Linked DNA regions of Homo sapiens: region 2 is linked to region 1. A link is an interaction called in ENCODE POLR2A ChIA-PET data of the cell type or tissue named here. Cell type or tissue: GM12878. All regions are shown on one strand.

Region 1 (8,000 bases):
GGCTCACCATTACCCAGTCTGGGACTCTTTTCACGTCGGCAAACTGGCAGTTCCCGCACACCAAGGGCTCTCTGATTAGAGCTAGTGTGGATTCCTGGTCTGCAAACGTTGGCCACAGCTCAGTCTGCACTTGATCTTTCCCCACCTTCAAAGAAGAAAACCTACCTCATGATTTCTCTCTTCCGGATCCCTTGACCATCTAATTTGCTCCCAACACCTTTGTAATCACTTCTGACTATATCTTATTGGTTACCCACTGGGTCTACTGCCAAGTTCTGCAGTTTTCTCATTTGCTGGGCCTTCAGGGCTGTCTCTACCATTTGGATTAATTTATGTAATTCTAGGCTAGAGCTATTTTTACTTAGTCAACTTGTCTTTTGCATTGTGTCAGGAAAAGTCAGCTACTAAATCATTTTTTTGTTTAGAAGTCTATAACGACTCCTAAGTATCTTTATGTCACTCTCTAAACCTGGAACACCTTGACTACACAAGTTGAATTATATCAATCTTCTTCCATATGCTTGAGAATTACCTCTTTCATGAAGCCTCAGAAACTTGCCTATTCCAATTATTTTAGGACTTTCTTTAGCTTTAGCACTTCTATTCAATTTTACGCTTTTTGTTTTTGTTTTTTTGAGATGGAGTCTCGCTCTGTTGCCCAGGCTGGAGTGCAAAGGCACAATCTTGGCTCACTGCAGCCTCCACCTCCCAGGTTCAAGCAGTTCTCCTGCCTCAGCCTCTTGAATAGCTGGAATTACAGGCACACGCCACCACGCCCAGCTAATTTTTATATTTTTAGTGGAGACGGGGTTTCACCATGTTGGTCAGGCTTGTCTCAAACTCCTGACCTTGTGATATGGCCGCCTCAGCCTCCCAAAGTGCTGGGATTACAGGCGTGAGCCACTGTGCCCAGTCATGTTTCTGTAGCTTTTTAAGTCTTGTTTTTGTCTTTGTGCTTACCTTCTCTTTTGATTATGAGCTCTTCACTAAGAAAAACGAAGGCTAATATCTGTTGGCTATTTAGCACAGTGCCTGGCACAGTAAATAATTTATCCATAATATTTCATCCATTTGTATATCAAATGTGAAGAATGTATTATTATTCTTCTCATTTTACAATGAGAAACTGAGGCTTGGAGTAAGCAACTTGCTCATTTTCAAGGAGCTCATGAGTGAAGGAGCTAGATTTGAACCCAGACCCATGACTCTAAAAATCCCAGCTCTAAACCACAAGGTTCTAATTCCTTTTTTTTTTTTTTTTTAAAAAAAACATAGTCTCGCTCTGTCGCGCAGGCTGCAGCGCAGCGGCGCGATCTCCACTCACTGCAACCTCTGACCCTGGGCTCAAGCAATTCTTGTACCTCAGCCTTTAGAGTGGCTGGGACTACAGGTGTGCACCACCATGCCCGGCAAATTTTTTGTAATTTTTTTTTTTTTTTTTTTAGGAGAGACAGGGTTTCACCATGTTGCCCAGGGTGGTCTCGAACTCCTGAGCTCAGGCAATCCACCTGCCTTGGCCTCCCAAAGTGCTAGAATTACAGGCATGAGCCACCATGCCCGGCCTTCTACTGTATTTTAAAGGCAGATGCTTCTCTTCCAGTCCTGTGTACAATCTTTTTTCACTCAATAAATGCTGCTGCTTGACTTAATGATACTCTAACATCAGATAAAGTCAGGCTGTAGTAAAGGTTTTTGATATAATGGGGTAAAGTCTCTAGAGAAAAAAGAAATTGACCTTGGGGCAGGGTGAAGCACCTCTAAGCTGGGGGTATGTGACAACCAGGTTACTTTCACTCGTCTTTTGGTTCCCATTAGCCAGTGTCAGCCATCTGGTCCTTCCGAAAACATGTGTGGGTTCAGAACATAACAGACTAGAAGAATAGAGGAAAAATAAGATTATTCTGTGCAATCCCCATTCTGGAGGTCCCATATCAACCCCCGGAGTCTGTCTTTGCTTCTAAGGCTCAGCAAAAATTAGACCAGCATAAAGAAGATGAAGACTTGGATCTAGACGTGGTGGATGTGAATGAATATTGGCAATATTATGTATTTAGGAATGTATTTAATTAGTTTTGCAAGGAATGGTGACTTGAACCAAAAAATATAAGCGTGAATGGTAGGAGGGAAATGGGCCAGAAATCAAAGAATACTAGAAAGTTTACAGACTTTCAACTATACAAAGGTTAAAGCAGCAACCAGAAAAGTACCATGCAGATGATAAACATCTAAGATGTGATTTAATTTTCATTAACTAAAAACTATTTTTAACATGCAGCCCACTAGGACTCTTCTTCACATTTCTTTGTAATAATTACTACTCCTATTTTTGAAAGTTTTACGATGTATAAAGCATTATGCTAAGTGCTTTACACACATTATATCCATTTAATTTTCACAACTCTGAGGTTTACTGTCATCTGACAGATCAAGAAACTAACTTAGAGGAGTTGAGTAACTTGCCAAGACTATCCCAAAGACCTGGGATTCTTCACACCCAGCTAACCTAAAACCTGCATTCTACCACCACGTTTTAACCGCCTCCTATATACCAATGAAAAGTGGTCCATAAAACCAGAGTTGGAGAAACACAAGCTCTTGCACAGAAAATCAGTTTCATCAAATTATGTGCTGTAGTGTGGAAGACAAATGCCCACAGGAATATAAGCATCTTATGAGAAAGAGTAAGTGGCAAGAAAACACCATTTCTGCATGTGATGTGTGTGTGCTAATACCAGTAAGTTGTGAACATTTATTCTCTACAAGTGGAACCAAACCCATATGCCATCAAAATTTTAATACTAGTCTAGGAAAATAGAAAAAGGTAACAAATCATTAAGAAACTTATATCTCAGCAATGAGAACACAAATATATCAGTGGGAAAATTAAACTCATGATCCTTTCTCATAAAGTAAACCAACTGCTGAAAAAAAATCTCTAATGATGAACTAACCAAACTCAAGCCCATGGTATTGAGTCCACATTGCAGATAACAGCCCATCTCTAACAGAATATATATTCACATAGTAGGGTGAGAAAAACAGAACAATCATTATCCTAAACACCAAACAGTAAAACTAAATCCTCCCAGAATGGGAGGTAGAGAGGAATCTGCATCAAATATGAATTTAGTCTTACTCTGTAACTACTCTATGAGCCTATTTGCCAACTTTGTTTTAGCTATTCAAAACTTTCAAAAATGAACTAAGTCAGCTAAGGTATTTCACTTTTACACTGCAAATAGTTTGTGGATCAAACTATCATTACCCCCTGCAATCATAACTGAACTTTCTTTTTTGATATTTTAAAGTCAACATGGCTTTCCTGAAAGGGAGGGCAGATACAATCATCTGTGTCCATTTCAATTTTCTGACACTTTTCAACACTAAGGATAAATGAAATTGAAAGCTTTCAAAAAAGGGGAATCAACTATTGCCTGATGACAAGAAGTTCGTGAAGACTCAACCACAAATTAAAAACGATTTGAAAAAACTCGAGAGATGAAAGTCACATTACCAATTTAGAATAAAACTCTTGGGATTTAATATAGAATTACTTTATCTGTTATTCCTACTTAAAGAAATAAAGGTTTACACTCTGCAGACAGCACTACCTGATTCCACACAAAAGCTACAAACAAAACCAGTTCATACTTACCTCTTAAACAACACAATGAGCAGGCTGCCAGGTGTTAAAGCTTCATTAAAGATGATGCCTCTTGGATCATCTTGGCTGTATGAGGCACCATGTCCCTCATAATCGCCCCTGGTCCCTGGGCTGGAGTCTGTTTCTTCATTTTCATTTTTGGTTAAAGATGCCACTCCCTATGCTTTTATTAATTAGTGGATGCCACTAATTAAGTATTTTAATGAATTTTTCAAATTCTTTTAAAATGGATGGATCAATAGCTTCATTTCAATTACATGAAAACCTTTCCAAGTCCATGTTTCTGGTCTGTGGTTCCTGACTCCCTTGCCTGAGCCTCCTGCTCTGTCTGCCCTCTTCATTCCTGAAGGCTGAATTCAAACCTCCCTCTTTCAGACTTCCTCTTCTCTCTAGGTCTTGGGGGTCTTTGTTCATGAAGGTCCCCTTTCTGGCATAAAAACCTAAACCCATGGTTGGGGACCTGGGAGAAATAAAGTGCCTTTCAAGCGCTTCTTCAGACATTGCGTGCAGTTCAGAAATCTTTAGCCTGGGAGACTTTCATCTCAACACACAGAAAACTCAAGTAAAACATTTCCTCAAACTATGGGCATACAAATTCAGAGCATAATCTAATCCCTCACCTTCAGGGTACTATAAGACCAGACGGCCCTAGGAATGACAATAAGGCAGAGAACATTTACTTGTACAAATCCTTCCTCAGCCAACCACGATAAAGCTGATACCACCTTACAGCTTTTCAAAGAGTAGCCTGAGGAGGAGAATCACTAGCAGTCTCCAACTAAGGACAACATCATAAAAAATACCATCTGTCTCACTTTTGGCAGTAACTTGTCAGCTTGCTGGAAGCCTCTACAGAGACTAAAGGCTGAACAAGCCCGGAAACCTGAACTACCCTCTCACCCTCAGAGGCAATCCCCAAAGGACAGGACTAAAGGAAATAGCATGAGGGAAGCTTTGAATGTCAATGCCCACATGTATCTAGTATGGGAATTTAAAAAATCTTCTATTTCCGGAGTTGTCAATAACTCATTTTGTAACCTTGGGCCAGTCACCTTATCACCCCATGCCTCAGTTTCCCCATCAGTACAAACTAGGGACAACACTTGTTCATAAAGTACTTTGACATACTCAGTTGAAAAATAAGTCATACAAATGCATTAATATTTTCGGAAGTTTTAAGATTTCAGTGTTAGCTTACAAATTTGTAAGTATCACCCCAACGGTATTCTCTCAGATGCCTGGAGCACCTTTCTTCTGAGGAGCTCAAAGTAAAATTTGCGGTTCTGGGTACCTGGAAGCATAAAAAAATACTAGAAACCCAAACCACATTTTATTACCGAGTCTATATCCTGTGCCTATCTTTTAAGAAGGGACAAATACTTCGTATGGCCCTTAAATTCATACAGTACCTCAATGAGAAAGGAGGAGCAAAACAGTATATTAAACTGAAGAACAGGGATTTTAAATGACTTAGTCAAATAATTACAAATGATGTTTATTCATACCACAAACTGAAGGGACCAAGAACCAAGGAGTGGAGGTCTTGAACCAGGGCAATTTACGCTGTTAACATTTGGTCAAAAATCTCAATATGGTATTATCTCTTGGCATTGATTTTTCAAAATGACAGAAAAAAATTAAATTCCCCATATATTGGGGGAAAAAAATAATACACTTTTTTGGGGGGTAAGTTGACTTTAAAAAGTGACTTTTAATAAAAAAAAATTTGATCACATTTGTAATAGTTATATTACTAATAAAACAATGACAGAATGCTACTTAATTCATAGTCCTATCTCTATTTATTATTCATTCAAGAAAAACTTCCTGATTATTTTTCACTTGGTAAATTAGCATCTTTTATTTTTATTTTTTATTTTTGAGACAGAGTCTCACTCTGTCACCCAAGCTGGAGTGGAATGGTGTGATCTCACACTGCAACTTCCGCCTCCCGGGTTCAAGCGGTTCTCCTGCCTCAGCCTCCCGAGTAGCTAGGATTGCAGGAGCCTACCACCATGCCCAGCTAATTTTTGTAATTTCAGTAGAGACAGGGTCTCATCATGTTGGTCAGGCTGGTCTCGAACTTCTGACCTCAGGTGATCCGCCCGCCTTGGCCTCCTAAAGTGCTGGAATTACAGACGTGAGCCACCACGCCTGGCCAGCAAACACAACAGGGGTACTCCATGCTGTTGAAGTGCCCATCACACGGGCATGCTCATACACTGCGGGTGTTAAGTGTAACTGGTGTAGCTTTTCTGGAAAGTTATTTGGTTATATGCACTGAGATACTTGAATATGTTCACTCCTGCTGTGACACATGAATTTTATTTCATGGAATCCATATGTACTCAGGGATAATAAAAATGCAAACAAAGTTTTATGCACATAATACCCATCACAGGGTTACTTATAACAGCAAGAATTAGGAGACCAAAAAAAAGGTAGACAATATAAGAGGAATGGTTGGGTAAGTCATAATATTGCCATACAATGGATTTTATGAAGCCATTAATAAGGAAGATTTTAATGTAATAGAAAATACATGAGATAAATTAAGTAAAAAAAGCGTGACACAAAATTGCACGTAAAACCTCACCCATCTTAAAAGGATGCTTAATGATACTTTTCACTTTATGCTTTCATAATATCTAAATGATCTACAATTAACCTACATTTATTCTCTAATGAGTCAAAAAGGCTTTTTTTTTTTTTTTTTTTTTTTTTGAGACAGAGTCTTGCTCTGTCATCCAGGCTGGAGTGCAGTGGTGCGATCTCGGCTCACTGCAAGCTCAGCCTCCCGGGTTCACGCCATTCTCCTACTTCAACCTCCCAAGTAGCTGGGACTACAGGCGCAGGCCAACAGGCCCGGCTAATTTTTTTTGTATTTTTTTTTTAGTAGAGATAGGGTTTCACCATGTTAGCCAGGATGGTCTCGATCTCCTGACCTCGTGATCCGCCCGCCTCGGCCTCCCAAAGTGCTGGGATTACAGGTGTGAGCCACCACGCCTGGCCTAAAAAGTTGTTTTTTTTTTTTCTTTTTTTTTTTTTTTTTTGAGATGGAGTCTCACTCTGTTGCCCAGGCTGGAGTGCAATGGTGCAATCTCGGCTCCCGGGTTCTAGCGATTCTCCTGCCTCAGCCTCCTAAGTAGCTGGGATTACAGCAAGTGCCACCATACCCAGCTAATTTTTGTCTTTTTAGTACAGACGGGGTTTCACCATGCTGGCCAGGCTGGTCTCAAACTCCTGACCTCAAGTGATCCGCCCACCTCAGCTTCCCAAAAGTGCTGGGATTACAGGTGTGAGCCACCGCACCTGGTCCAAAAAGTTCTTGAATTTGTTATGCTTGATAGGCTAAATAGACAAGCCTTAAAGGCTGCCAAATGATTTCCTCATATATAATTCTAAACATTTTAATTAGAAAAAATTAGTTTAAAAAATTATAATAAAGGGCACTGTTCAGAAAAGTAGGAACTCTTGGTGGGTGCGGTGGCTCACGCCTGTAATCCCAGCACTTTGGGAGGATGAGGTGGGCGGATCACCTGAGGTCAGGAGTTTGAGAACAGCCTGGCCAACAAGGTGAAACTGTGTCTCTACTAAAAATACAAAAATTAGCGGGGTGTGGTGGCAGGCGCCTGTAATCCCAGCTACTTGGGAGGCTGAGGCAGGAGAACTGCTTGAACCCGGGAGGCAGAGGTTGCAGTGAGCTGAGATCATGCCACTGCACTGCACTGCAGCCTGGGAGACAGATTGAGACCCCATCTCAAAAAAAAAAAGAAAAAAGAAAAAAAAAAATAGGAGCTCTTAAACACCGCAGGTGGAAACGTAAATATTAATTTACCGAGTAATGGAATAGCTAGCAAAAGCATTAAAATGTGTATATGCTTTGACTCCCAAAGTCTACTTGCAGGAATCTGCCCTAAGGCAAAAAGAAATGTATACAAAAATTCATATAAAGGATATTCAACAGTATTATACATGCATAAAATAGTACAAAAATAAAGATAACCTAAATGCCTTGCAACATGGTTCTGATTATGTCCATTAAATAACATATGTATGTTGGAGTACTATGTAGCCATTAGAAACCAGGTTGTAGGAGAATACTTAATGACAAAGGAAAAGGATCAGGCTGTTAGGGTGAAACAAGCAAATTATAAAATAACTTATAGTATGATTCCAAGTTTGGAAAAAAAAAAGGAGTCAGGAGAGGCATAAGAAAAGGGAGAGACTGTGCAGGAGATAGGTTTTTTTTTTTTTTTTTTTGATGGAGTCTTGCTCCATCACCAGGCTGGAGTGCAGTGGCCCGATCTAGGCTCATTGCAACCTCCACTTCCTG
Region 2 (8,000 bases), 150 kb before region 1:
TGAAACTCTTGGAAGTATTTTTAAAAGTCTTTATTAAATTTACTGACTATACTGCTTTTATACATGAAAATGATTGGTAATGCTGGGAGTTATCAAGTGATCAAGAACAAGAGTTTACAGTCAGTCTGAGCTGGGTTGAAATCTTGACGTTGGTTCCAACCTTGTGACCTTAGGTCTTTCAATTATAATGTCTCTGAGCCTCAGGTTTCTTATATTTCTGATGGAGATTATCACCTCAGAGAAACTAGGGGGACTGCTAGGTTTAGAAAAGGTATTGTGGGCTGACCACAATGGCTCGCACCTGAAATCCTAGCACTTTGGGAGGCCGAGGCAGGAGGATAACTTGAACCCGAGTGTTTGGGACCAGCCTGGGCAACATAGCAAGACCTCATCTCTACAAATAATTTAAAAATTAGCCAGGCATGATGGAGCACTCCTGTGGCAAGTAGCTGAGGTAGAAGGATAGTCTGGGAGGTCAAGGCTGCCATGAGCTGAGATCACACCATTGAAAGGTGATGTGTGTAAAATACTGAATACAATGTCACAATGTCTTTCATGTGGTAAAAAATTCAGTAAATATTAGCTAATATTAAAGTGCCAGAATAATTTGTGTTTCTTCCTCCTCATACATTCATTGTTACTTGAGTGACTTGCTATAGCTTAGTTCTGTAAACTGCCTTAGCATATTAATGTGAAAATCTGACCTTGGCCTTGAATTAGTACCCTAAGTTACGTTAGCATGAGTTAGGTTGCAAAGTTCCAAAGGATCACACTGCTCAAAGAGAAATCCAAAGAGTGGTGTCGGTAGGCTTGCCATGATAGTAAAAATTATTCTTTCCAGCCATTGAGCCATCTTGTTCTCCTTGGGGTAGTTGGAATAGGATTGCATGGATTGGGATGCTTCAAATGAGAGAGCTGTAACTTAAGATGTCTGAATTCTAGGTGCGTTATTGCCCCTGTAGGTTCAGGTACCTCAGTCATGAGGACCATACTAAGGACTTTAAAGTCTACAACCTACATAGCAGTAGTCTTATAAGAGTTACCCATCTCTCTTGGGGTCACACTATTTCCAAAGAGAACTGCACGTTTGCTTTTTAAGTTTTGACTTATTCCAGTACCAATGTCTGGAGTCACTAAATACACCACTTTCAACTTGTTGATGACTATAACTTAAGCATGTTACATTGTCTTTGAATACATTTTTATTGTTTTTATTTTTTATTTTTATTTTTGAGATGGAATCTTGGTCTGTTGGCAAGGCTGGAGTGCAGTGGTGCAATCTTGGCTCACTGCAGCCTCCACCTCCCGGGTTCAAGCAATTCTCTGCCTCAGCCTCCTGAGTAGCTGGGATTACAGGCGCCCACCAACACACCTGGCTAATTTTTTGTATTTTTAGTAGAGACGGGGTTTCACCATCTTGGCCAGGCTGGTCTTGAACTTCTGACCTCATGATCCACCTGCCTCGGCCTCCCAAAGTGCTGGGATTACAGCACTTTTATTTATATTCTGGTTATGATTCTCAACATTTACATATATAAAAAATAGGGACATATAAAAATATATGCATATATACATAGAAAAGCAAGTACTGGAAAGAAACAAAATAATTTGATTAATTAGAATGTCAATACTGTAGGGAAATGTTATTTTTATTACCTAATAATTTAAAAATATTTTTTATTAGTTATAATATAACCCTTGGGCAATCAGTAAAATAGTAAAAGAAAATATTTTACTGCTGCCATAGAGCTGAACCGCAGAAAATGATGATGTCAGATTGTGATTGATACTTGAAATCTGTCTCTGATTTTTTTTTTTAAAGAGAGATGGAATGTCACTGTTGCCCAGAGTGTAGTGTAGTGGTGTGATCATAGCTCGCTGCAGCTTCAATCTCCTAGGTTCAAGTGATCGTCTCATCTCAGCCTTCTGAGTAGCTAGGACTATAGGTGTGTGCTACCATGCCCAGCTAATTTTTAAATTTTTTTGTAGAGATGGTAGTCTCACCATGTTGTCCAGGCTGATCTCAAACTTCCAGCCTCAAGACTCCCAAGGTGCTAGGACTACAGGCATGAACCTCTGCGCCCGGCCTAATGAGTCTTTTAATGGTTATCTGATCATAATAGAATCTCAGGTTTGAGAGGACTTATAGTCTCTCATCCAATGCTTGATTCTCCTTTATAGAATTGTTACATAATAATCATAATAAGTAGCCAGTTATTGTGCATCTATTATTATGTGCAAGATACTATGATAAGCACTTTATGTAAAACATCACGTTTAATCTTTATAACCACCCTTTGAGTTAGGACAACGGTTCTCAAAGGTGGTCTACAGACCCTGGAGATCTTCAAGATTCTTTCAAGGGGTCCATGAAGTCAAAATTATTTTTGTAATAATGCTAAGATGTTATTTGCTTTTTTCACTCTGTTGAAATGGGTGGGGCACAAATCAAGGCAGTTGGAGCAAACTGTACTAAGAGTCACTATATTGTTCTCCAGCATGCACTTGCAGCTGGAAGTGCAAGAAAGCCAGCTTACCTTAGAATTTTCCTAACGAAGCAGCAAAAAGTATTAATTTTATTAAGTCTTGAATACATTTCTATTTAATATTCTGTGTGATTAGATGGGAAGTACACACAAAGCATTTTTGCTGCATACTGAAGCACAACAGTTGTCTCAAGGAAAAGCACTTGTGCAATTGAGTTGTGAGCTGAATTGGCCATCTTTTTTTTTCTTTTTTTTTTTTTGAGACGGAGGCTTGTTCTGTCGCCCAGGCTGGAGTGCAGTGGGGTGATCTCCGCTCACTGCAAGCTCCGTCTCCCGGGTTCACATCATTCTCCTGCCTCGGCCTCCTGAGTATCTGGGACTACAAGCGCCAGCCACCACGCCTAGCTAATTTTTTGTATATTTAGTAGAGACAAGGTTTCACCGTGTTAGCCAGGATGGTCTCAATCTCCTGACCTCGTGATCCGCCCGCCTGGGCCTCCCAAAGTGCTGGGATTACAGGCATGAGCCATCGCGCCCGGTGGCCATCTTTTCTATAAAACACCATGTTTTCTTGAAAAAATGACAAACTATGATTATTCGGACTCGGTTATTTGACACACATTTTCTCAAAAATGAAATGAGCTAGTACTTTTAGGAAAGCAACTGACAGTATTTGTTGCTAATGACAAAATTCAAGCTTTCTGGTAAAAATTGGAATTTTGGAAAACTTTTATATATCCCCATGATCTTGACAGCTTTTAAAGACTTTTCTGCTAAGGTCAGTGGTTATTTTAATGAATGTGTTTTTTTATACACATATTATATCAAGGTTTGGAAGATTTTCATAACTTGGTGAACAAGTATTTTTCAGATTAGAAATGCACAATGTTAAAAAAATCATGCACAGGTAAAAGATCCATTCAAAATGCAAGATAGACCAATGGATTTTAATGTAACAGTACAAAAAGTTCATTGATAAGTTTCTACATTTCACATTGAAAATTATCTTTAAGAAACTGCCATTGATATAATAAAAAAAAAAAAAAAAAAAGAAACTGCCATTGATAAGTTTTAGTGTAATACCAGAAAAGAATATTTTAGGCCAGGCGCAGTGGCTCATGCCTGTAATCCCAGCACTTTGGGAGGCCGAGGCAGGCGGATCACAAGGTCAGGAGTTTGAGACCAGCCTGGCCAATATGGTGAAACCCTGTCTCTACTAAAAATACAAAAATTAGCCAGGCATGGTGGTGGGCACCTGTAATCCCAGCTACTTGGGAGGCTGAGGCAGGAGAATCACTTTAACCTGGGAGGCGGTGGTTGCAGTGAGCCAAGATCGTGCCATTGCACTACAGCCTGGGCGACAAGAGCAAGACTCCATCTCAAAAAAAAAGAAAAAAGAGTGTTTTAAATTCATAGTCACCCCTTTTCAAACTACATGTCTGTGTGAGATCAGATTTCTTCACATACTGCCAAATCAATATATTGCAACAGATTGAATGCAGAAGCAGTTGGGAGAATTCAGCTGTCTTCTATGCCAGACATTGAAGAGATTTGTAAATATGTAAAGCAAAGTTACCTTTTCATCACTGTTTCAGAAAATATTGGTATTTTTCAGAAATTATGTTATTTATGTTAAAAAGTAATGGGATTACCATTATTTTATTTTATTTTGAAATGGAGTTTCACTCTTGTCGCCCAGGCTGGAGTGCAATAGTGTGATCTCGGCTCACTGCAATCTCCGCCTGCTTGGTTCAAGTGATTCTCGTGCCTCAGCCTCCCGAGTAGCTAGGATTACAAGTGCCTGCCACCACACTTGGCTAACTTTTGTATTTTTAGCAGAGACAGGGTTTCACCATGTTGGCCAGGCTGGTCCTGAACTCCTGACCTCAGGTGATCTGCCTGCCTTGGCCTGCTAAGGTGCTGGGATTACAGACGTAAGCCACCGTGCTTGGCTGGATTACTGTTACTTTTTAGAAATTTAATAAACATTTTAAATTTTCCTTAGTTAAAACAATTTTAATATAGTGAATACAAATAGCTATAAGCCACATAAAGAAAAGCTCTTGACCGGGCACAGTGGCTCATGCCTGTAATCCCAGCACTTTGGGGGGCCAAGGCAGCCAGATCACCTGAGGTCGGGAGTTCAAGACCAGCCTGACCAACATGGAGAAACCCCATCTCTACTAAAAATACAAAATCAGCCGGGCATGGTAGCACATGCCTGTAATCCCAGCTCCTCAGGAGGCTGAGGCAGGAGAATCGCTTGAACTCGGGAGGCAGAGGTTGCAGTGAACCGAGATCATGCCATTGTACTCCAGCCTGGGCAACAAAAGCAAAACTCCGTCTCAAAAAAAAGAAAAAAGAAAGAAAAGCTCTTTAGGGTCCTCAATAATTTTTACAATAATTGTTAAGAGAATAAAGAGGTCCTGAGATCAAAAAAGTTTGAGAACCACTGAGTTGGGGCAATAGGGCACCATAGTTAAAATCTTGGGCTCTGGAGTTAGCCTTTCTTTAAATTCAGACTCCATTCCTTGTTAACTGTGTGCCTCTTGGTAAGTTACTTAAGCTCTCTAAGCTTCAGTTTTTTCATCTGAAAAATAAGGGCAATAATGTGAATTTTCTAATTGTTAAATCAGAAAATTTATATAAAGTGATTAGTACAATGACAGTATATAGTGAGAGTTCAAATATCTGCTATGATAATAATAATTCTTGGCTGGGCACGGTGGCTCACACCTGTAATCCCAGCATTTTGGGAGGCCAAGGCAGGTGGATCACGAGGTCAAGAGATTGAGACCATCCTAGCCAACATGGTGAAACCCCATCTCTACTGAAAATACAAAAATTAGCTGGGCATGGTGGCGCGCACCTGTAGTCCCAACTACTCTGGAGGCTGAGGCAGGAGAATTGCTTGAACCCAGGAGGCGGAGGTTGCAGTGAGCCGAGATCATGCCACTGCACTCTAGCCTGGGTGACAAAGTAAGACTTCATCTAAAAATAAATAAATTAAAGGCCGAGCGTGGTGGCTCACACCTGTAATCCCAGCACTTTGGGAGGCTGAGGCAGGTGGATCACGAGGTCAGGAGTTCAAGACCAGCCTGGTCAAGATGGTGAAACCCTGTCTCTACTAAAAATACAAAAAATTAGCCGGGCTTGGTGGCACGCGCCTGTAATCCCAGCTACTCCGGAGGCTGAGGCAGAGAATTGCTTAAACCTGGAGGGGCGGAGGTTGCAGTGAGCCGAGATCGCACCACTGCACCCCAGCTGGGCGACAGAGCGAGACTCCGTCTCAAAAAATAAATAAATAAAAAATATAAATAAATATAAATAAAAAAAAATTCTTATCCTCACTTCACAAGTGATGAATGTATGTGTCTTGGTTTGGAGAACTAGTTTTAACCTTTATCAGAATGTAAACCCAATTAGGTGAAACAATCTCAAGGGACAAATGGATATAGTTCAGCTGATATTCTGTTAGAGATGTGGTAGAAATTGAGCAATAATGGATCGCCGTGACCAGAACATTTAGGAGTCTGTCATCTTGGAATTTACTTGCTCCTTTTTGGAAAGATTTGCAACCCTCACAAACCCAAAGGAACAATTTAATTATGTCCAACAACATGGCATTTTAACTAATCCAAAGAAACTTCCACTGAGGCATATGCATTTTACTATGCATTGGAAAGTGCAGTACAAGCACTTCTCAGATAGAAGACAGCCTGCATAAATGGAATCCTTAGTAGTGGCCCTTTGCCCAGACTGGGATTTTAAAGCTATAATTAACACTTTAAATTTACACTAGCAAATCAAGCTTTAAAATTAATTGCCCTCCATTTATTGGTATTAGGAAGGTATGTAAACTTGTCTATTGTCCCCCACTTAATTCTTTGAAATCACAATCCTTAATTAGGAGATATAACAAACATTATTAAAAGGGAGTCACATAACACTGGAACACACCGAATAGCTCTATCCTGATTGCACTTGCTTGAAATAAATGCAGGGAAACTTTATTGTAACTTCTCTTTTTAATGAGCTTTAACCAGTGCCGGAGCTTCCTGGTCAGGTACTTTTGTAAGCTGCAGTACTTACAAGTAGTAAATTATTAGGTGGTACTGAAAAAATTCAAGACAGTACTTTTAATGGTTTAGAGGTATCTAATCTCTTCCCAGCTGGTTTGTTATGACGCTCAAAGGTCTTGGAAATTTTAGGGAAAACCTTGATCATTAAAATTTAAGGCAAAAAATAATTTATTTTGTGATATTAATCTTTCAAATATATGTGTTGTGTTAACATGCACAGATGTCTGTGGGTGGTGAGATTATATATTTTCTATGCTTTTAATGATATTTTCCAAATTTTATACAGTGAATGTGTATGATTTTTATAATCAGATAAAGCTTTCTGGCAACATTAGGTGGGGCAGAGCAAGGTAGTCATCCATGCAGAGGGGCAGTCTGGCTTGGGATATTGAGGCCTAAGCAGAGTGAGGAGTGGGTCCGTGGGTTGGAGGGCAGCCTGGCATGAAGAGTCAGAGCTCAAGTGGATGAGGATGGTAGTCATGTGTGGGCACCTGGTGGTGGGTTTCAGAAGCCAAGCAGAGCAAGAAGGGCATCCATGTGGGGGAAAAGCCTACACAGGATGTGGAGGGCATCCATACAGGGTGGTGCTTGATGCACAGTGTCAAAGCCTAAGCAGGGTGAAGAGATGGTCCCACACCAGCAGTCAGAACCCTGGTGAGGTAAGGAGGACATCCACGTGTGCTGAGTAGCCCAGAATGGGGAATTCAGGGTTCAAGTAGAGTGAGGAGGACATCCACATACAGTAGGGGTTTGTGGCTGCAATGAGAGATTATATGATTATACAGAGGGATTGATCAAATTAGTCAATGTATTCAGGGTAATGGGAGCCAGGTTTCTCACTGTCAGTAAAGTGAGACACAAATTATGGAAAGGGAGAAACTAAAATGAACCCTGTTAGGATATTGCGTTAAAACTGGAGGCTTCAATGTGAACTTGTGGTTTCCAATATATAGATAGGTAGATATAGAAATATAGATGTAAAAAGGTAGATACATACACAGATACATACTCTAACTCTACATTGTGTCAGAAGGAAGTACTGGAAGAATGATGGGAAATGGTCAGAAGGACACAGAATCCAGCTTGGAGAGGTTCCCACTACCAAATCTGGGGCAATTTAAGCATCAAAATAGATAAGGAAAATAATTGATATACTGCATTGAATAAAATGAAAATTCGTGAGTCCATACTGACATAAATAAATAAATTGAAATTTTAAGGCTGGGCATGGTGGCTCATGCCTGTAATTCCAGCACTTTCAGAGGCTGAGGTGGGCTGACTGCTTGAGCCCAAGAGTTCACTTGAACCTGGGAGGTCAAGGCTGCAGTGAACCATGATGGTGCCACTGCACTCCAGTCTGGGTGACAGAGCAAGACCTTGTCTCTTAAAAAAAATTTTTTTTGGCTCACACCTTTAATCCCAGCACTTTGGG

What was found. ChIA-PET counts read pairs that join two places held together with the same protein. Peaks named below come from ENCODE experiments on the same cell type or tissue, not always from the same donor. Only the 100,000 strongest peaks of a DNase experiment are listed, where the experiment ranks them.
Region 2: POLR2A ChIA-PET joins it to region 1 with 15 read pairs; 9 of 35 experiments call an interaction of 5 or more read pairs at or near these places.

What each region holds. Positions count from the first base shown.
Region 1 is chr1:29,166,768-29,174,767 of GRCh38, forward strand. All of the region lies in intron 1 of SRSF4 (serine and arginine rich splicing factor 4), which reads right to left. It also overlaps a transcript of MECR not described here. Among named protein-coding and RNA genes, the nearest start is that of SRSF4, 11 kb to the right of the region's middle. In GM12878, no CTCF peak of the experiment used is centred here; a DNase peak (open chromatin) is centred at 4,594; H3K4me3 peaks cover 1,281 bases.
Region 2 is chr1:29,018,855-29,026,854 of GRCh38, forward strand. All of the region lies in intron 7 of EPB41 (erythrocyte membrane protein band 4.1), which reads left to right. Among named protein-coding and RNA genes, the nearest start is that of TMEM200B, 100 kb to the right of the region's middle. In GM12878, no CTCF peak of the experiment used is centred here; no DNase peak of the experiment used is centred here.